2 separate regions of the Mus musculus genome follow, and region 1 is linked to region 2. The links are chromatin loops, found by intact Hi-C in ENCODE. Cell type or tissue: left cerebral cortex. All regions are shown on one strand. Links, peaks and the distances in the headings refer to the core of each region. The heading gives the core; the rest is flanking DNA.

What was found. Hi-C counts contacts between places; a loop is a spot of excess contacts. Peaks named below come from ENCODE experiments on the same cell type or tissue, not always from the same donor. Only the 100,000 strongest peaks of a DNase experiment are listed, where the experiment ranks them.
Region 1: it touches region 2 in a loop (2.7-fold over the local background); 2 of 42 quality-filtered maps call a loop at or near these places.

The regions. Positions count from the first base shown.
Region 1 is chr5:93,128,038-93,138,498 of GRCm38, forward strand. All of the region lies in intron 1 of Septin11 (septin 11), which reads left to right. Among named protein-coding and RNA genes, the nearest start is that of Septin11, 40 kb to the left of the region's middle. RefSeq lists an enhancer at 3,040-7,689. In left cerebral cortex, for the core only: no CTCF peak of the experiment used is centred there; DNase peaks (open chromatin) are centred at 2,213, 3,497, 5,646, 5,975 and 5 more places; H3K4me3 peaks cover 460 bases; H3K27ac peaks cover 3,315 bases.
Region 2 is chr5:92,999,633-93,010,093 of GRCm38, forward strand. Gm36764 (a long non-coding RNA gene) reads right to left here and starts at 9,435. Exons shown (of 3, transcript XR_880434.2): 1 at 8,611-9,435. It also overlaps the pseudogene Gm6450. In left cerebral cortex, for the core only: CTCF peaks have their summits at 3,170 (motif pointing right) and 5,087 (motif pointing right); DNase peaks (open chromatin) are centred at 1,329, 1,506, 2,350, 3,234 and 5 more places; H3K4me3 peaks cover 695 bases; H3K27ac peaks cover 6,185 bases.

The sequences.
Region 1 (10,461 bases), core at 1,614-9,613, 130 kb after region 2:
AGCAGGCTTAGCTGTGAAGCTGCTCTCTAGCCCCAGGGTTTGGCTTATGGTGGTTCTCCTTTTTTCTGCCCTTTCTTCCTGTGCCTTTGGAGTTCCTTCTTTTCTCGCTGCCTTCCCGGTTCAATTCAGTGCCTTCCTCTCCTCTAATCTCCAGGCATTTTCTGCAAGCACTCTTTTTCTCCGTGAGACTCTGATCACAGCTGACCTCCTTTGGCACTAGATTTTGCCATGAGACACTTGGAAGTCATCCTTTTATCTCGCTGACTTGTCTTCTGAGTTCTCATTTCATCCCTAGAGTTCCTGTCGCATAACCAGCGCCTATATGTTTGCAATCTCCCACAAGTAGAAAGACTCCAGATAGGCAGTCACTGGCCTCGTGGGACTGTCACAATTCAGTATAAACAAGAGGGGAACACCATGCGGACCTGGGGCAATCTAGTTTGCTATGCCATTACTAATTTCTGTTCTCTCCCCAGAAATGTAGTTCTATTCTTTTTTGAGTTGAGGGAATAATATTCTTGATTATATCCAATCTGGATTCATTGTCAGGATGACAGAATCCTGTGATGACCCACAACCCCAGCTGCCTGGTATATACACACCTGATTTGTCTCCCAGGACTGGTCACCACGGTGGGTTTTCTATTCCTGGGAGCAGGTTAAGTTATAAAGCCGTTCAGTTAAAAGTGAGGACTACCCTGAATGGACTTGATGTGGCCAGGCTGTTTTTTATAAGGGACTGTGCTCTTCCGATGAAGGGGGTACCCCAAATGAGAGAGGCACTCAGGGAGACTCTCCATTGCTGGCTCTGAAGTGGGTGGGTAAGTTCATGGCTGGGCACTGTCATGACCTTTGGAGCTAAGCTTAGCCTCTGGCAGCCACCAAGGAGAGGCTCATAACTTCAAGGAACCGAATCTTTCAACCACCAGAATGCTTGTTGGTAGACTTTGCCCTAGAATCTCTGGGCATACCTCAGCTCAGCCAGCCTGTGCTGCCAGCCTTGTGTGTTCTCCTGAGCAGAGACTCCAGCCCTATGACCCCCGGGTCATGACTTAGGAAACTAAATGAGGGCATCCCAGGCTTCTAGTCTTCTGATAATGTGTTATGTGGTTATAAGAATGCATACACACCCCAAATTTCTGCGGACAACCTCTGTTCTATCCTGGTAGTGTTCCATCCAGAGCTGAGGCTCAGACCCCATGAAAACTCTTAGAAGAGCTTGTGAATTTGGACGGGTTATTGCATGCTACTTGTTGAATAAGGTCATATGTTAATTTGTTTGTTTGTTTTTTAAGAGCATAGTTATTATACCCTGAGGTATTTAGGGATATGGTTTTCAGGTGCTACGAGTATGTCAGAGATGACACTAGGTCAGCTTTGCTTAAGGAACTGAATTACCTTGGGAGGAGAAAATGGCCAGGTTGTGACTGAAGACAACCCTGGTACTCCCCTTGCCCCCCAACTTTTTTAGAGTTGGCTTCATGTGTTTCCTCCTGTCTCTGAGAGACTGCCAGTCTATGTTCATCATAAAAGCCCCCCCCCCACCGCCTTTTCAGAAAGGGACAGAAGTAAATGGAATCTTAGAAAAAGGAAGTCCTAATTTATGTCCGGTGATAGAAATGGTGGCCCAGGGAAGGAAGTAGCCCATCCATGCTTTCTTATTTGCTGATTAAGTAATTCAGTGAATAAAATATATGCCCTAAGCCACAGTGTTTTTGAAGACAGGAAGTTCCGGGGAATGGATTCATGAACATGGAGAATAGAGTGGTGTGTAAAAATCTGAGGGGACGACTCTGGGCTGACTCCAGCTTCGTAGCTCTCTTGATGGTGAACTCACCCGTGGTTTTCAAAAACTTGTCTAAGTCTGTCATAAGGCAGGGCAGGAAGGACCAGTGTGATCCCTGTGAGAGGTTATGTGGCAGTTGTGTGGCAGAGACCTGGTAAGTCTTAGAGCTGGGTAGTTTGGAGCCTGAGAGGTCTGACATGATGTTATGTGTCTGTGTTTTGTGCATTAGCTTTGAGGTGACTGATGGGGGTTGGGACAACTGTAGCATCTGCTGCTAAGCCCCTTGTGAGACTTCTTGCCTCTTTGTCTCACCGCTTCCCTCCCGCCCTTCTTCCTCTGAGCACTATAAAATGTGTAAGCATTCCTGGAATGCACACATGGACCCTGTCATTCCCAAACACGGGACTTTGCTCTGGTCAGCACTTTGAGGATTTGTGAGGCTCCTGTGGGCGGGTGTTAGTCACTCAGACTCCAGCAGAAAGGCTGTGGTCTCTGGAAATGTAAGAAATGGCCTTTTGTTGTTGTTAAGTCTTGGCTTCCAGTTAGCTTGGGCCTCTTGAGTTTAAACAGACTTTTTGAAAAACATGATGTCTGTAAGGAAAATTTTGCTCCCACTTGTATGTTTTTTTGGGTCATCACACTTGGCGGTCATTTGCCCACAGGGTATTTTATTAATGCTTTCCTGCCTCGAATCTTGGGGTGGGGGCCGGGTGGGTAGGGAGCCACAGCTGGGGCTCAGTACACTTCAGCAGTGTTTTTTTCTAATTGACATCTGAAAAAAAATGTAATTTTGGATGCAACGAAGATAAAATGCTAGGTAGCCCCAGCCAAAGCAGCTGGGTCTTAGGAAAGGTGAGAATTCATCCTTTTATCGGAAGGTAGGCTGTACAGAAGACAGAATGAGCTGGAGACCAGTGTGGTGTCCTCAGGCCCTGAGAGATGGCTTTACCAGCGACCAGTCTGGTGGTGAAAGGTGAGCCACGGCTCATGGTGTTGGGTCTCGAAAAGCTCTGCCTCCTGCTCCCCTGGCCCTGTGCTGTAGAAGGAGGCCGGTGGTACCCAAGTTCTTATCTGAGAGCTGCTGCACTAGAGACAGGCTTTGGTGCTGTGTAGCTGGAGAGGGTTAGGGAAAGGCGACGCCTGCAAGTGCTTGGCTTTCCAGGTGTAGAAATAGGAACTAGCTGGCAGGTTGGCAGTACCTGATGTCAGTGAGAAAGCAAGATAGGAAGAGTTGGCAAAAAGCAAGGCATGGTGGGGCAGTAATGCTGGAGGTATGACATCTGGTCACAGAGGGGAAACGCTAACTTGGTAGGGAACACTCAAGAAACCCCCAATGACCAAGTCAGAGAATAGGGGGAGTTTTGAAAGGGTCTGAGTGTGGACTCTTTGTTTTTCTCTGCAAGACCTATAGCATAGGGACAGATTTTATTAGATGCATCCCCTCCCACCCCCAAGATCTAGAAAAACATATTTAGTTCCTTTCCTGGAAAAATTTTAAAGGAAAAAGTTACTTAGAGGCAGCACTTGGAATTGGAGCCGTTGGTCAGAGATTTCTAAGGGTGCCCCTGGGGCTATTTACTCCTGATCCGCCTGCTCTGTGACCTGGGAGCTGGCCCTGGACACCCCCTTTCTCAGTCCCAGCTCTAGCTGGCTAGGAAGACAAACCAACATCATTATCTTCCCAACTCCCCCTGTTCTCTCTGGCTCTGTTCCGCTGTGTGCGAGGAACAGTTTCCCTGGGGATTTTCTTGGCTCCATCTTTTGGATTTCATGGTATAGATGACAAGCAGACTTGCAAATGTTGTTCAAATCATCCTTAAAGAATGTGACCCTCACTGGTAATGAAATGCTTGAGAGGTTTCAGAGTTTGAAAGTCACCCCAGCAGTACCTCATCCTGAAAGGATTCCGTGTGGGCTTCATAGTTGTGGTTTGGGTCCATAATTCAAATTCTTCTGCTTTCCCTTTCATTTGGGAACTGAGGGCAGGCAGTTCCCATCTTCACACCCATCTTAGTTTTTTAAGAGAGTCTGAGACCAATTCAGTTCTCTCTAGATTATAGTTGGGAAGGGTATGTGTTTACAGAAATGATCAATTAGAATACTTGGGAAGTAGTTTGTGAGGTCAGGATTTCTTCAGGTACTGGGAGATGGCTTAGTCAGATTTTTGCATGGAAATCTGCATTTTCTCTTCAGCCTGGTCTCATCTGTACGGCTGAGACAGGAAGTTCAACAGAAACGCCCTAAAATGAAAAGCACCTCTCCTCTTCCCAACAGGAATGGCTTCCCAGGGAGGAGAGACCAGCTACGTTGCTTGTGCCCTACAAGCCTACTCTTTCCATCTGTGCTGACCTATGGGTGCCCCTGGGCCTCATTCATTGAGACGCCCGGTTTTTACTGGCTAGCCTGAAGTATACAGCCTGTATTTGACTCCTTTAGAGCTATCGGCTTGATTAGCGTTCAGAAATGCTTGGCTACTTGTACCGGGTTCTGCATATGGTAGGTAGGCTGGTGAGTTTACTTGAAGTCTGAGTAATTATGTGAGTTACAAAGTTGCAAAGCATCCATTATTTCCAACTTTGTGACTGACCTTGGGTTCTGGCTCCTCCAGCGCTACTCTACAGTTCCAGGTGCCGTTTTCTCACCAGCAGATCCTTGGCTCTTAGCAATGGCTGTGCACACTGTAGGACTTATTGTACCTTTGTGGCTGTTCAGCTGGCTTCTGCTTGCCTGACACATTCCACAGGGTGGGAGCTTTGTACTTTTCGCTTAGTGCTTAGCACACATTACTCCTCACTGTAAATGGCGCAAGGTGAATACAAACCTCAGTAAGATTCACTGTGATCCCTGACAACACATGAGCTACTGGGGTCCTTTTCAAAACTTTTGTGAAAGACTGCAGATGCAGGAAACTTAGAACAATGGACAGTTGCGGTAGGACAATTGTGAAGAATTGGGAGGGAACATTCTCGACCCCTTCTCTCCATTCTTCCCTCTTTTCTCCCTCTTCCTCCTCCTCCTATCCCCCTCCTCCTCCTTCCCCTCTCCCCTCCTTAACCTTCTTCCCTCTGCCTCCACCATGCCTGGGATCTAACTATACAACTTGTGGCTAAGTGATAATCATTGCAGGAAAAGCAGAAATGAAAAGTTCAGCACACACACACACACACACACACACACACAATCTCTATCGGTTGTAGTTTCTCAGGATGCTGGATAGACTCTCCAACTGCCGTCTCTTATAAAGAAGCTGTCTTGACCTGGCAATCAGAACCGTCTACCTGGAGTGTCTCCTGTGTTGCCATTTCTTAAGCAAGTAACAGCTGTGGACTTAGGCATCTCTGATTTCCAGACAAAAGAAACCTTAGAATTGGCGAAAGGACCAGAGGCTTGACTTAGGGCTTGAGGGAGTCTTTGACTAAATCATGTCACTTTACAGAAGAAAAAAATTAAGCTGCAGGATTAAACATCTTGGATCACTATGATTTACTGTGCACAAACTGAAGCTATGGCAAGAATGTAGTAACTGCATCTGGTACACAAAATCTCCAACACTCATCTGCACATGTAAATTATATGTCAAATAGAAACCTTCTTGACCTGAAAGGTAAAAATTATCTTGCTTTCATAATTTGTTTTAATGATAACAAAACATCACCATGGCAACCTACTCTCTTCCTTCCGCCCCTTGATAAGGATCAGAGGGTATAGGCTACTTTACTAACCACATCTGATGCAGAACAGTTTGGGTTTTAAAGTGAAATAAGTGGGTATCACTTGGACTGTGGAGAATAGAGTCCATCTGGGTGCATCTAGCTTGTTAATTTCGAGAGTCTGGCATGGATTAAAATAGCAGCCAGAGTGAGGGTGGGGAGTGTGCAATGGTTTTCAGCCTTGGAGGCTGCTGATGCTGTGAACGGTTGATTTTGCATTCACTGTGTTCCTCCAACTCTAACTGAGCTTACCCTCTGAAGGTGGATTGTCCTCCATGCCGGAACCCTCAGGCTCTCTCCTGCCTTCTTCTGTCTGTCCACTCTGCCTTTCTCAGAGTGGGTTTTAATTTATTGTTTTGCGTTGCGGATCAGTTTCCCCTGCAGTGTCTCGCAGCAGTCACGGAACTAATTTATTTCAGGTTTTACAATTGGAGCTGTCCCTTCCTCCCGCCTCACTCGGGGAAAGGAAACTCATGTTTCCTGAGGACCATTAACTGCAGCCCTGCCAAGCACTGCATTTTTATTGGTGACTGAACAAAGACAGAAAGCAAGTAGGAAACAAAGCAGGGATTCAAACCCCTGTCTGTCTGCTCTGGGCTTTCTGTCAGCCTACTCTGCTTAAGTACAACAGTGACCTGTGGAACACAGATTAAAGAGGCATTTAGAACTGGGTGTTGACACACATTCTTATATAAGCTGTCTTATAATTATCTCCATAATGAAGTCAGCTGAGCATCTTCTAAAAACTTTCAGATTATGAACTTAAGGATGTACATTCATTGCCAAGAGACTTCTTGGACACAGGTAGCTTTCACCAAGGAGTAGCCCTGCAAGCTGCACCCTTGTTTCATTAATGTATCCAGGGGAGCTCCAGTGGTGCCCCAAATTTCAACAGCCAAAAGCTACTTCCCCCTTTCCCATGTCCCTCTGTTAAGATGGTATGTGTCACTTTTATCTTCAACAGTATCATATTTTGTATGACCTGTCTTTACTGCTACATTGAAAAACTTCTTGGGTTGGAAACAAGGTTTAACAATGAATAACAGAAACAACACCCTTCTACTTTAGTGATTTTTAGTAGGCTTTTTAGGGGAATAGGTTATTCTCCCCAAGAAGACACGTTCTGAAAAGAGAAAAATGAAACAGATTAAACCTGGCTGTTCCGTATCATCAAGTTCAGTCCCAACTCCATTCGTGATGCAGTGGGCTGTGGGATTGGTTCAGTAAGAAACCTTCAGCAGACAGATTAGCAAGGGGGGCATTACACAATTAAGGTCTTCTGGTCACTTACTTAGTGGCTTCATGTTGCTACTTTTATTTCCAAAATGGTTAAAACTAAGCCTTCTATTACAGGCTTCATGTGCCATAACTGTAGAAATCAAAATGCATTGCCATTGCCAGGACAGTGAAAATATACCGGGAGAACATTGCCCATTCTGAGTCTCAATGTCTGCCCTTTATGGTTGCCTAAGAACTAGTGTTTTAGAGATTTTTTTTTTGGGGGGGGGGTCTCAACATATTGGATGTCTATAGTAGCTGAACCGTTACAGTGTCCAGGGCTACCTGGCAGCATCATAGACCATCCCACACTAGCGCAGGCTAAGTACATGGTTTTTTTTCTCTACATGTTGACTCCTTGTCTTCAAGTTTCTGCCCCTCAGCTTCAGTAACTCTGCAGCTTTAGGTAAATGACAGACTTCTGTGCCTCCGTTTCCTCATTTATAAGTTTAACTACTTCACGCAGTTAAGAAAATAGCTTCACTTTGCTTTTGTTTAGGGCTCTTCCAGAACATTAGCCACCATGAACTGTTAGTCGTGATGATCAGAGACTATCAGAGGTTTCTTTCTATTGGAAAGGGAGATGTTTATTCAGGATTCCCCAAGATTTTGTAATAAAGATAAATTAGGTAGTAATGTTTTGGTGGAGGCTGTAAGGTATAGTCATTGGATACAAGGACCTTACAGGAAATGGGAATCACCCTTGTCTAGCAGGATGACACTTAAGCATGTCTCAGGCTCGGACGGTGACTCATCGAGGTGTCACTTGCTTCTGGGTCAGAAGTAGAAGATCCAGGAAGCATGGAAATTTGAACAGCTTTGAGATGGCAGGGAGTTTGGAGAGAATCCCTGGGTACTGAGACCTGCCCAGCATCAGGGTTGAGAAGAAGCGGGTAGAATCAAGGCCCAGAAGGTGGGATGGGGTGGGGGAGGGGCTGGGGCTGCAAGAGAGGAAGTGGGTAGCGTTGGTAAGACCTCAGAATTGAGGTGGGAACAGAGGTCTTCATGGCAGGGAAATCCCTCTAACAGAAACAGGAAACTGGGGAAGCGTGAGTTAGGGACGAGATGGCAGGACTGTGGAGTCATACCAGTGTGCAGTACAGATAGGGAAATGTAAGAGAAGTAGTCAGGCTATCAACTGAGTCGTGCAGATGAAATCTGGGAGTCATTTCCAGATGTGCGGTAGTGTGGGAGTCATTTCCAGATGTGCGGTAGTGTTGGTGATATGGGAAGAGAGGCAGCTCTTTGAAACTTGGCCCTCTAGACTATGCATTTCTCAGATAGTGAGTTCTAAGGTGCGTGTCACGCAGGGTGGGGAAGAGGGACTTTATTCATTTCAGTTGTTGTAGGAGTCACCAGGTAAGCTTCTCAGTTGGTCCTTCGGTCCCTCTGCTGTTTCAGGTTTTTTTTTTTTTTGAAAAGGTTTATTTATGTTATGTATATAAGTATACTGTAGCTCTCTTCAGACACCCCAGAAGAGGGCATCAGATCTCATTACAGATGGTTGTGAGCTACCACATGGTTGCTGGGATTTGAACTCAGGACCTTTGGAAGAGCAGTCAGTGCTTTTAACCACTGAGCCATCTCTCCAGCCCTCCAGTTCTTAAGCTGGGCGAAGAACTTCCTGTTTCCTCTTTGTCCACCACACAAAGAGAGCTGCTGCCCTTTAAAAAAACAAAACAAAACAACAACAACAAAAAAACCCAAAACCCTGGGAAGAATTTGGCTTAAATTATAAAATTCAAAGACATATTTAAAAATCTTAGCTATTTCATAAGACAATCTAAGGAAAAAGCACACAAGGTTAAATTTCAAAAATTGTAAGACCAAAAATGTTTTATGGCCTGACATTTTGTGTGTGGTTTTCAATGGGTATAAATATACCCGGTGGGTGTGTGGGTGGCTTCTCGTGTTTTGGGTAACGGTGAGATGCCGAGCTTTGGGCTCTGGGATGAGAGCTATAATTATGAAGTGATGCCTTCCTGGGATTGGTTTTCGGGTGGATGTTGGTTATTTGGAAATCCAGCAAGTCAGGATCCATAGCATCAATCCCTGCCTTTCTCCAAAAGTTAGAATTGTGATTGGCAGTGGGAGGAGCATAGGCTTGGGTCTTTCCCAGCCTTTTCTCTGCTGCATGACCATTCACATGCATGACAGAACAGAAGTGAAAGGCTGGTGTGACGGCTTCTCCAAGCCTAGTGCCCAGTAGCCACCACGCAGCTGCTATGGAAACATTTCTAAATATAATCCAGGGCTGGCTTCACATGCTCCTCCCCCACAACTCGGCGGATGTGGTAAACACCCTAAAAATACCTATGGTCTGAACTTTTGAGGTATCTGAGAGGAAGGGGCAGACACAGGTCTGGGGCTGGAAGTCCGGCACTATTGGAAGGCTCCCTCATCCTCCAGGACAGTTGCCCACTGGGCCTGTGTGTGAGGCCTGTGTGTGAGGCCTGTGTGTGAGGGAAGCTGTGGCCCATGTTGTTCCACTCAAGGCTAAGTGCTTGCTCTCTAGTCTTGTATTTACTGTTGGCAGGTTTCAAGGAAACTATTCATAGAATGGACATCTGTTCCCTGTCCCATTGACTTCAAACCTGCAGCTGCCACCACACAGGCAAGGGGTTGAGTTTTTTTTGCTTTATTTCAGAAAATCAGAGCTGCCATGTAGTCTAGTATTCACAGACCAATTAAAATCTGCCAGCCCTAGTGTTGGCAGAGTCACATGTCTTGCCCATGTAGTAACCATAGGAATTTGAGAATGGACCAGCTTTGGTTGTTAAGTCATACTCATGACCCCACAATAGAAAAAAAATAGAATTAAAAAGTCTTTTAAAATCATTGACTAAGTTATCATACACAGCCTTTCCTTTCTTTTACTTAGAAAAACAAAACTGCGAGGCTGGGGAATAGCATGAGGTCCTGAGTTCAGAATCTCAGCAGGACATAAAAAAGCCAGCTGTGGTGATGTGGGCTGCTTAACAGTAGTGCTGGGCCCAGAGACAGCTGGATCCCTGAAGTTCATTTGTCCAAAGCCCAGCCTATTTAAACTCCAGGTTTAGTGAGAAACACTGTCTCAAAAAATAATGTGGGGACTGATTAAGGAAGCCAATCAAAACAGACCCCAGGCCTCCATACGCATTAACATGCATGTAATTATATATCCCCAAACAAACATTATACACAACCATATACGCATGTGTATGAATGCGCTTGTGCACACACATACACACATAAACACACACACACACATACACACACACACACACACACACACACAGAGAGAGAGAGAGAGAGAGAGAGAGAGAGAGAGAGGTTTGTTTCTTCATCCACATTCAGTATTAGAATACCAAGTCCGCTGGTGACAGCCATAGCCGGAGTACCAGCAATCTTGTCTCTCATGCTTTCCATGTTCGACTTCCCGACTTGGAGAATCATAGCTAGGATACTATAATTGACTGACCGCAGATGACTTCTGTCTCTCAGGGAGGAAAAGCTTCTCAGTTGATCTCTAATGCTCAGGAGATGTGCTCAAAGTTGTGTTAATGGTCAGCACTGTCATCTAAGACAGACGAGCCTCTCAACTCCAATGCCTGACTGTGCCCCCTCACCCCCTCTCCCACCCCCCAGTTTCCACCAGTCCACACTGAGGAGATCCTGTGTGTGCAGAGCGCCTTCGTGAAGAAGTGCT
Region 2 (10,461 bases), core at 968-8,967:
AGCAATTAACACTTGGGGCTTGGCTCAGGGGAACAAGCATTTGCTGAAACTTGAAAAACAAAACAAACAAACAAAAAGAATGGGAAAATTGTACCTGGTACATTTTTTTAAGGAAAAAAAATAAAGAATAAATTCTTGTTTTGAACTTGAAAAAATGATAGCGTTATTATAATTATTATTCTCCCAGATTGTCAAAATAGGGATTGGTAAGTACTCTCTAAGAAAAGCCATAGATATGGAACAGATTCAAAAAATAGGCATATCACTTTAATCACACCCATCTTAATAAGGCTTCCCAGGGACTATCTGTGTGTCGGTCAGGATCTTTAGGAGTGTGTGAAGTGGGAAAGACACATGGAGTATTACACTGTCCCCATTTCACAGATGAAGAAACTAAGTCCCGGGAGAAGATGGGAACAAATGTAGAAAAACATGATCTATTACAACAGCGCACAACAAGCAAACAACCATTAAGGTTCTGTTGTCACAGACCTGAGAAGCAATGGGTTGCCACCAAATTCCAAAGTCCTAACCCTCCAGTCTCCTGTCCACTGCATTTCCCAAGAGGAAGGAAAACAGCGGCCTGTGGAGAGAGACTGCCCCAGTTCAGGCAGAAGGAGGAAGGCCGTAGGGGTATGTCCTCCAGCCTCAGGGAGCTGGGATAGAGAGGCAGACCAGCTGATAAAGCTAAACCAGACCCTGCCAAGTAACGTCTTAAAAATGCAGCAGCGGAGAGAGTAGATTTAGAATGGGAGCGAACCAAGCCATCTAAAAACAGAGCAAATCAATGATGTATTTCTTCTGTGACAAGCCTTCTGAAGGTAAGTCAAAGCTTCAAAACCAAGCGGCCATCCCAGCCACAGGAAGGCTGGGGTGTATTTTATAACTCTCCACAACAATGGTTCTTATCCCTTTTAATGCTGGGACCCTTAGTACAGTTCCTCATGTTGAGGTGATCCCTGATCACAAAATTATTTTATTTGCTACTTCATAACTGTAATTTTGCTACTGTTGTGAATTGGATTATAAATATCCAATACGTGGAATATGCAACTACTGCGAAAGAGTCCGTCTACCCCCAAAGTGGACACAACCCACAAGCTGAGAACCTCTGCTCTACAAATCAAGTATATTATTCTTTACTTTAAGCCTCGAAGATGACAGCTTGGCTTCCTACCAGGGAGACCAAGTAAGTGGTTCTGGGTCCCAATCAGTGAATTCCCAAATAAGAACCGAGAGGAAGGAGCAGAGCGTGGGTCCCTTGATGAAAATAAACAGGAAGTGGGCCGCGCACAGAGAGCCGCCAGCATTACGCAAGTGGCACATCTGGTCCTATACACTCTTTGGAAGGCTGAAGAACAAGTCTTTTGAGAGAGAGGGAGGAAAAAAAATGTCAGTCTGCTTTCCTAGTGACTCCTTCGGAGGCTTTGAATAAAACTGAAGCTGATATTTTCCTTCGAGTAGCTGGCTGCTTAGCTATATGGCAAGTCCCTTCGACTCAGCAGATCTGAAAATAAGAAGTGGAATTCATCATCTCCCTGCAAGCACATTCATCCTCCCCCGGCCCACGTCTCCTCCCATGCAGCTAGTCCTCCAATCCAGAAACCTGGGGCCTCCGTGGGTGCAGCAAACTCATGGTGCTCCCGGGGGTCACTGGGTTCCACGGTATGCAGCCTAAAGTGTTCTCAAGTCTCACCATCTCTCTTCATCTCTGTCACCTAGACAGTTATGGATTCTCCAGGCCCCTATTCCAGAGCCCTCGACTGCCTACACTTTGTCCTGCCCAGACCTTGGCAGCCTGCCTAGCTTACAGCCCTCAGCAACAAGCCACCACACCACATCTCCCCTGCCTCCAGGATCTTACACAGCCCAGTATAAGAGGATACAGAAGGGAGGATACAGAGGGAGACCTGATAAGGACCAGGAGGGATGCAAAGGCTATACCAGCCACCGAACAGGAGCAGACACAAAAGTCCCAAGAAGGTGCCTCTACTCTAAGAGCCTCTTGGCTACCTTTGTCTCTACAGTCAATCTCTCTCTCTCTCTCTCTCTCTCTCTCTCTCTCTCTCTCTCTGTGTGTGTGTGTGTGTGTGTGTGTGTGAGAGAGAGAGAGAGAGAGAGAGAGAGAGAGAGATTTGTATCTCTAATTTGTCATGTTAACCGTTTTTAATTGTACTATATATCTTGGCAAGTTGAATGTTTCTGTGGTTCAGTCCCAGTTACTCAGGAGGCTGAGGCAGGAAAATAGCATAAGTCTAGGAGTGTAGGGTTAGTCTAAGTATTACAGGAAAATATTCACTTTTTTTCCTTTAAAGTCAGGGTCTTATGTAGCCCAGGCTGGCCTTGAATTTACCTTGAATCTCTGATCCTTCTGTCTGCACCTACCTAGTGCCAGGATTAGAGGTGTGAAACCATGCCCAGTTTTAGTTGGTGCTGAGGATCAAATGTAGAGCTTTGTGCATGCTAAGCAGGTATTCTACCTACTGAAATATATTGGAAATCCCAGCCCCGACACTTTGCACAAAGAGATGACTGCACAGCTTGGTGGCATCAGACGTATTCACCTTGTTACACATCGGTATCAGCACCTCTTATCTCTAGAACCTTCTAACCTTGTAGGCTGAAACTGTGTACTTAAACACTAACTCCATCCAGTTCCCTTCAGGTGGCCTCTCGAAGACACCCTTCCAATGCTTTTGAGCATTTGGCCACTTGAACCACCTTATAAAGGGTCTTCAAGTTTGATGTGAGAATTTTCACCCTTTTGGGGGAGAGGGAGACTAGGCAACATCTATCTATCTACCTACCTTCCACATAGGATCCCAAGGACAAAGTTCAGTTCCACCCAACGTCACCCCGAGGAAGCAATGAGTTTATTAGGGTTATTTACAGAGCATGGGTGGGGGGTCCTGGATGGGAGTGTGGGTGACATTAGAGAAGCCACCCAACAGCGATGATGATGTCCCCAAGGCTGAGGTTGGAGCACCTTCCCCTACTCCTTCCTTACCTATATACTCTACCTACCCACTCCTTGAGACCACAGGGCCATGTGCAATTAGGGAAGAATTACATATGACTGATTGGGAGAGATGACTGGATACTCAGGTGAGAGTCCCGTGATTCTCTCCAGCAACAAGCCCAGCTGGGATGATCTTTTGGGAACAGAGCAACCTCCTGAAGGTGGCAGCCTTGTGGCCCAGAGGAGAGACTGTACAGCAAAGCTTCTTCTGTACTGTAGCATGAGTCAGAATGCCACTCCTTCTGAAGGCTGAATAATATTCTATTGCATGTGCATCATACACTTTGCCCAACACCCTTCTTCAAGCATTTGCGTTGTTTTCCACTTTTTGCTACTATGAACAATTTTGTTATGAAAATCAGTTCACAAATATGAGTGTCAATCTTTCAGTTCTTTGGAGGTAACATCCTCAGAAATGATACTGCCAGGTCATCTGGAATAATTACCCTTCAATGCCTTGTCTTTACTGTGACCTTTCGATGACACACCAGAAGAGGGTGTCAGATCCCATTACAGATGGTTGTGAGCCACCACTTGGTTGCTGGGAATTGAACTCAGGACCTCTGGAAGAGCAGCCAGTGCTCTTAATCACAGCGCCCTCTCTCCAGCCCCCACTGTGAGCGCTTATGAGACAAAGAGGGAACCTTGACGTAAATATTTGTTGGGTAGCTATTGTTAGCTCAGTGGAAAGGATTCCATAAGAGCTAAGATAAGGGCTAAGGAGAATAAAGGGAGTCCAGACCCTCATGAGGTTGGCTTTTCGTTATGCTTACAAAGCTGTAGGCCCTGATAAAGGAGAGGTCAGACACAGGGCTTCACATTCAGGCTCCTGTCTTCTAAGTCCTACGTGTGTTCAAGCTCACAGGCTGCAAGGGGCCAACTGAAGGAAAGAATGGGGCGTTACTGCTTAATCTGTACGGCTCAGCTTCTGACACCATTTACGGGAAGGCAATGACTTGAAGATACATCTTTACAACCCAGATGCTAAAATGTTTTTAATGGTGCTCTTGAATGGACTCCTGCTAACTACATGTTACAACACAAGTATACGATACCTTGAAAACATTTGTGCTAAGTGAAAGAACACAGCCTCTACTTGTCATACATACATGATTCCACTTATTTTATCATTTTTTAAAAAAGATCTACTTGCTCTTTTTGCCCCATCTACTGTGAGGATGAAGACCATTCGCAGCAATCAGACTGTGGACATTCCAGAGAATGTCGAAATCACTCTGAAGGGGCGCACAGTCATTGTGAAGGGCCCCAGGGGGACTCTGCGGAGGGACTTCAATCACATCAACGTGGAGCTGAGTCTTCTTGGGAAGAAAAAGAAAAGGCTCTGGGTTGACAAATGGTGGGGTAACAGAAAGGAACTGGCCACCGTCAGGAACATCTGCAGTCATGTTCAGAACATGATCAAAGGTGTCACACTGGGCTTCCGATACAAAATGTGGTTTGTGTATGCTCACTTCCCCATCAACGTCGTCATCCAGGAGAATGGCTCTTTGGTTGAAATCCGAAATTTCTTGGGTGAAAAACTACATCCACAGGGTTTGGATGAGGACAGGTGTTGCTTGTTCTGTCTCTCAAGCCCAGAAGGATGAGTTAATCCTTGAAGGAAATGATATTGAACTTGCTTCAAATTCAGCTGCCCTGATTCAGCAAGCCACAACAGTTAAAAACAAGGATATCAGGAAGTTTTTGGACGGCATCTATGTGTCTGAGAAGGGAACTGTGCAGCAGGCTGACGAGTGAGGAGGCCTCAGTTCCTGGCTCCAGAAACAAGATCCTGATCACAAGAACAATTTGGGTTCTTTTGGGAGAATAAAAGACTTATATATTGAAAAAAAATCTACTTATTTATTTTATTATACAACTGTTCCATTTTCACGCACATCAGAGGAGGGAACCAGATCCCATTACAGATGGTTGTGAGCCACCATGTGGTTGTTGGGAATTGTATTTAGGACCTCTGCTCGCTCCTGCCAAACTCTCTCAGTCCCTGCTTGCTCCAGCCCACAGATTTATTTATTATTATACGTAATTACACTGTAGCTGTCTTCAGACACACCAGAAGAGGGCGTCAGATCTCATTAAGGGTGGCTCAGGGTGGTTGCAGAGAATTGAACTCAGGACCTCTGGAAGAGCAGCTGGTGCTCTTAAGCACTAAGACATTTCTCCAGCCCCCCAAGATTCCACTTACATGAAGAATTCTAAATGCATGCATCTACAGAGAGTAGTTTGTTTAATGGATATTCGTCTGGGAAGATCGGAGATCAGTGTATAGGAGCTAACCAGTACCAGGCTGCCTTGAAGGGCAATACAAATATTCTAGAATTGATTGTGGGGATGATTTTACAACTCTGTGGTAATATTAAAAGCCTCAAAATGGTTCACTTAAAATGGGGGGGTCTATTTCTCGATATAATTGTAACCAAAAAAAAAAAATGATGGCTCTTAGAATGAAGAAAATATAAGAATAGAAAAACGGCAGGGTCGGGGTTTAAAAGAGAGATTGAGTCTGTTAAAGAAGGATCTAGAATGCTTTTGGAGTACACATGAGTGCTATGGATATAGGCTGAAACAGTGTCAGCCATACACGGGGGAGGGGCGAGGAGGGGAGAGGGCGGAGGGGGGGTGGGGGAGGATACGGGCGAGGCTGTCTGTGGAGGCAGCGGCTTATGCAAAGGCCAGGAGGTGGCGGGCGGAGTGAAGCACAGAGAAAGCTAAAGAAAGCAGCTAGGTAGGAGAAAAGCGTTAAAAGGCGGGCTGGCACCCGGAGGTGGGATACTGGAATGTAGTTCTTTGAACACGCCATGAGAAACCTTGCAAGTTCCTCCAAATGCCCATTTTTAAAAACTTTGTCCCCTGCAGTCCACAATGGAAACATGACTAAGGCACTTTCTAGCTTCAGGGCTCCGCTGCCGACCTGCAAGATCCCCTGTGGAACTTGAAGCCAGACGACCCAAAAGGTTACAAAAGCACAGGGCACTGCCCCCGGAAATAGTGTGTTCAACCAGAGGCAGGGAAGAGCTGGCGCGACAGGAAGCCAAGAAATTCCAGAAGCCGCATCTGCAGAGCCAGGAAACAGAAAGAGCTCTGCACCAAGCCACCCTGGAAGAGTAAGACACTCTGCTGACCGACTGGGGATTGAAAACCCAGCAAAACGCCACAAGGAAGGAAAACTGCCTGCCCGGGAAGGGGTGGAAATGTGTCAGGGAAGATTAATGTCCCAGGTGAGGAGCCCGCCAATCAAACAGCAGCACAGACTCCTGTAAATTCATAGCTTGTCCTAGTGCACTCCTGTGATCCCTGAACGCGGGAGGCTGAGGCAGGAGGGTCGGGTTCAAAGCCCGCCTGGGCTGCAGAAAGAGCTGGTGAAAGCTAGTCTAGACCACGTGATTAATTAAATAAAATCCTAAGGCTTGTTAGCTAGAGATTGAGTCTGCCAGTCCTGAAGCAAGCAGCCCGAGGCTGGACCGTGAAAAAATGGCGGGGACAACAAAGTAGGTCAGCTCTGATTTCACAAACCTATCTCCTAGGCAACGCCCAGGCAGTCCAGTCATGGGGACCTGGGCTCTAGATAAGTGCAGACTCGTCATGGATTCTTATTGTAGGAGGAGGATTCCTTGTAGCTCAGTTAAGGAGGGGGCAGGCCGGGAGCTATGGGAGGGCTGCAGAGTGCACCCCAACGAGATGCTTCAGCCTAGTCTGTCTTCAGGCAAGAGTTTATCATCTATACTGATAAACTGAGAAGAAAATGATGCTGATGCTGCTACCCCCACCCACCCCATGTCCCTGTTCGCTCTCCTCCCCTCCCCCACCAGACTGCTCTGCCTTTTCAATTTCCCATAGAGCTGCAGAAGTTTTAAATGGAGTTGATCATTTACTTATTTTGATTAAAAGGAGCAGCAACATCCACTGTCGTCACCTCTAAAAGTTCCGACTCCTTCCCTAAATGTACAGAGAACATAAACACTCATGCCCAGGCCTGAATACTCATTTTCAGTAATAGTGGCTGTGCCACACAACACAGACCCTGTTGCCAAGGAGTAAATAAATAAATAAGCCCTGAACATTGTAGTTAAAACCAGCCAGGTGGTGGTTGCACACACTTTTAATTCCAGTCTTTGGGATGCAGAGGCAAGCAAATCTCTGTAAGTTTGAAGCCAGCCTGATCTAACAGAGTAAGTTCCAGGACAGCCATGTCTTGGTGGGAAAAAACCATCAAACTGAAGTGTTTCTTCACCTGGAATGTGAGCCCACTCAGTGCTACGAAGACTTGGCGGGCCCCCAGTCTCTCACTGTGCCTGTTAGTGGGAGATGATTTGCTGCCGTGTCATGCAGTCTGGCTTCTTCCAAACAAAGCTAGAAATCCTCTCCTTTTGGTTTCTACCTATCTCTTCATAAAGAGCCATCCAGAAATGATGGTGGGGATTGGAGACTCCTGCTTTCTTCTGTACACTCAGCTCTGTTCTTCTCAACCTACGGGCATGGACCTCTGGGCTCTTATTCCATCCCAGGTCACAAGGGTAAGGCACTACAGTGCAAAGAGTCTTAGTCTGGAGGAGATCTGGGGTTTTTAAGTAATCTGAAAACGAAAATGGAGCTGACCATGGGCCTGACTTAGCCCAAGATAGAAAGCACAGTAGTTCACTTTTCAAGGATCCCAATTCTGCAGGACCACTTCAGAAACCCAGATGTTGGAAGGCATTCTGGGCTACTCTTCAAGGGCTGAGTAAAAACTCTGAGAGATTGGCAGAGCTCTAGAAACTCAGCCAGCCTCCCTACCACAGAGGGCCCTCACACACACATACACACAAACAAACACACATGGGCTGGAGAGATGGCTCAGCGGTTAAGAGCATTGACTGTTCTTCCAGAAGTCCTGAATTCAATTCCCAGCAACCACATGGTGGCTCACAACCATCCGTAATGAGATCTGATGCCTTCTTCTGGTGTGTCTGAAGACAGCTACAGTGTACTCATCATATATATATATATATATGTATATATACATATACATATATATATAACAAATAATTAAATCTTTAAAAAAACACACACATACACATATATACACACATACATACATATACATATAGACATAAACACACACATAAGCACACACATATATACAGATACACAGACACACACACATATACACACATAGGCACACACATAAGCACAAACACACCTCTATGCTGCCCAAAGCTACCACATGGCCATTGTTCAAACTGACATGGCTATACTGTCCCCTCCTTCCCACACAAGCCAAGACAATCTTTTTCTCATCACACTAAATATTCCAGTGTGGTCTCAAGCTTTTTATCCTCCCGACTTGGCCTCCTGAGTGCCCAGAGTTATAGGTAAGTGCCACTACCACCAGCTCCCTTCTCTTTTTAAAAATTCCCGAGTATTGGCTGGAACTGCTGCCCCATCCTATATCCACACCCACCAAAACCCTGCCTGCCCTTCAAGGCTGTGTACAGCCCAAAGCCTTCCCTCTGTTTTCAGAAAACAGGGTCCTCTGTCCCCTGAACTGAATGAAGATAAGTCCCATCTCTACATTATTCCATTATACTTACATACTCCATGCTAAGGTTATCTGAATACATGTGTGTTCTCTTAGAATGAGGTCCTGGAGGGCAGTAGTTACACATCATAGCATCCATGCCATCAGCTTTGGCCATATGTCTTATAAATGGACCTTGACCACTACATTCCCCCAAAGACACGGAGATGAGGAAACGAAAGTCGCCTGTCCAGTAATTTCCAGAGGTTTTATGTACATGGACTTTGCACAGTTTCCGGTCACTCTCCATCCAAACGCAAAAGCCAGATCTCAGAAACAGCAGTATCTTCAAGGTCTAAACAAAGCATGCGCTCCGTCTCCCTCGGCATCACGAATCATCCAAGAAGGGCATAAGCCAAGCTATGCCAACCATCCTTCACCATGGAAGATTTTCCTGTAGTACTGATAAAAAGAACTCTTTTAGCTGGACTTGGAATTGGGAGGCTGGACACCCAGAGCCAGCAGCAGCCACCACAGGACAGCAGACAACTGAGAACAAAGGGCAGCACGCCCATGGAATCAGTGACACGGAGCCTTTAGATCCAGAAATGTCACCCATTCTGAGTCACGTTGCCCATCCCATATAGTCAAAAGAACACTGCCTCGTGAACCCCCGACTATTCAGTAACTGTGAGTGGGATGGGCCATCTCATTTCAGTGTGCCATAAAAGAATTAGACAGTGCTACAAACTTGAATGGTAGACAAGGGACTATTTTTAAGACTATTTTAAAGAACATCACAGAATCTTAATAAAAATGTCGCAAATTGTACAGTGTCCCTGAATGATGGTCCTGACAGGTGGACAGAAAGGTCACCAAAGCATGAAGCTCAAAAGGTCAGAATTCGGTGCCGTCCACCTGAGCTCAGGTAGGAATAAGTTCCCTGGTTCTGAGTTATCTATTTCCAGCACGTCTCTATTGCTGCCATTCAGCCAGCCGTAGCTGTTCTTTTTGCTAAATCAATGTTCAGGAAATCCAAATGATAATTTCCCCTTAAAGTTGTATCTAAGGAGAAATACGTTTATCCCATTAATCTTAAAGTGGTGTGAAAGTTCATTCTCATTGTAAACAAATCATTTTCTTCTCTGATTTTATAGTAGTTTGGACTAGTTTGAGCTTTTCTCCTTGCAGCATATGATAAAATTAGATAGGTCAGATCCCAGCTAATGCTAATACTGTGAGCCCTTTATGCCTCAATGCCTTTTATTTATTATTATTTATTTATTTTGGTTTTGTTTTGTTTCTTAGTGTAGCCTTGGCTGTCTGGAACTCACTATATAGACCAGGCTGACTTTGAATTCAGAGATCCACCTGTCTCTACCTCCCGAGTATTGGGATTAAAGGTGTGCACCAGCACTGCCTGACTTATTATTTATTTATTTATTGTTTTGTTTTGTTTGTTTTTTTCGAGACAGGGTTTCTCTGTATAGCACTGGCTGTCCTGGACCAGGCTGGCCTGGAACTCAGAAATCTGCCTGCCTCTGCCTCCCAAGTGCTGGGATTAAAGGCGAGTGCCACCACACCCAGCTTTATAATTTATTTTTAATTCAGCATTTATTAGATAATACTACATGTATGTTTGCTTGATTGAACCAAACTGTCTTAGTCAGGGTTTCTATTCCTGGACAAACATCATGACCAAGAAGCAAGTTGGGGAGGAAAGGGTTTATTTAGCTTACACTTCCATACTGCTGTTCATCATCAAAGGAAGTCAGAACTGGAACTCAAGCAGGTCAGGAAACAGGAGCTGATGCAGAGGCCATGGAGGGATGTTCTTTACTGGCTTGCTTCCCCTGGCTTGCTCAGCCTTCTCTCTTATAGAACCCAAGATTACCAACCCAGGGATGTCCCACCCACAAGAGGC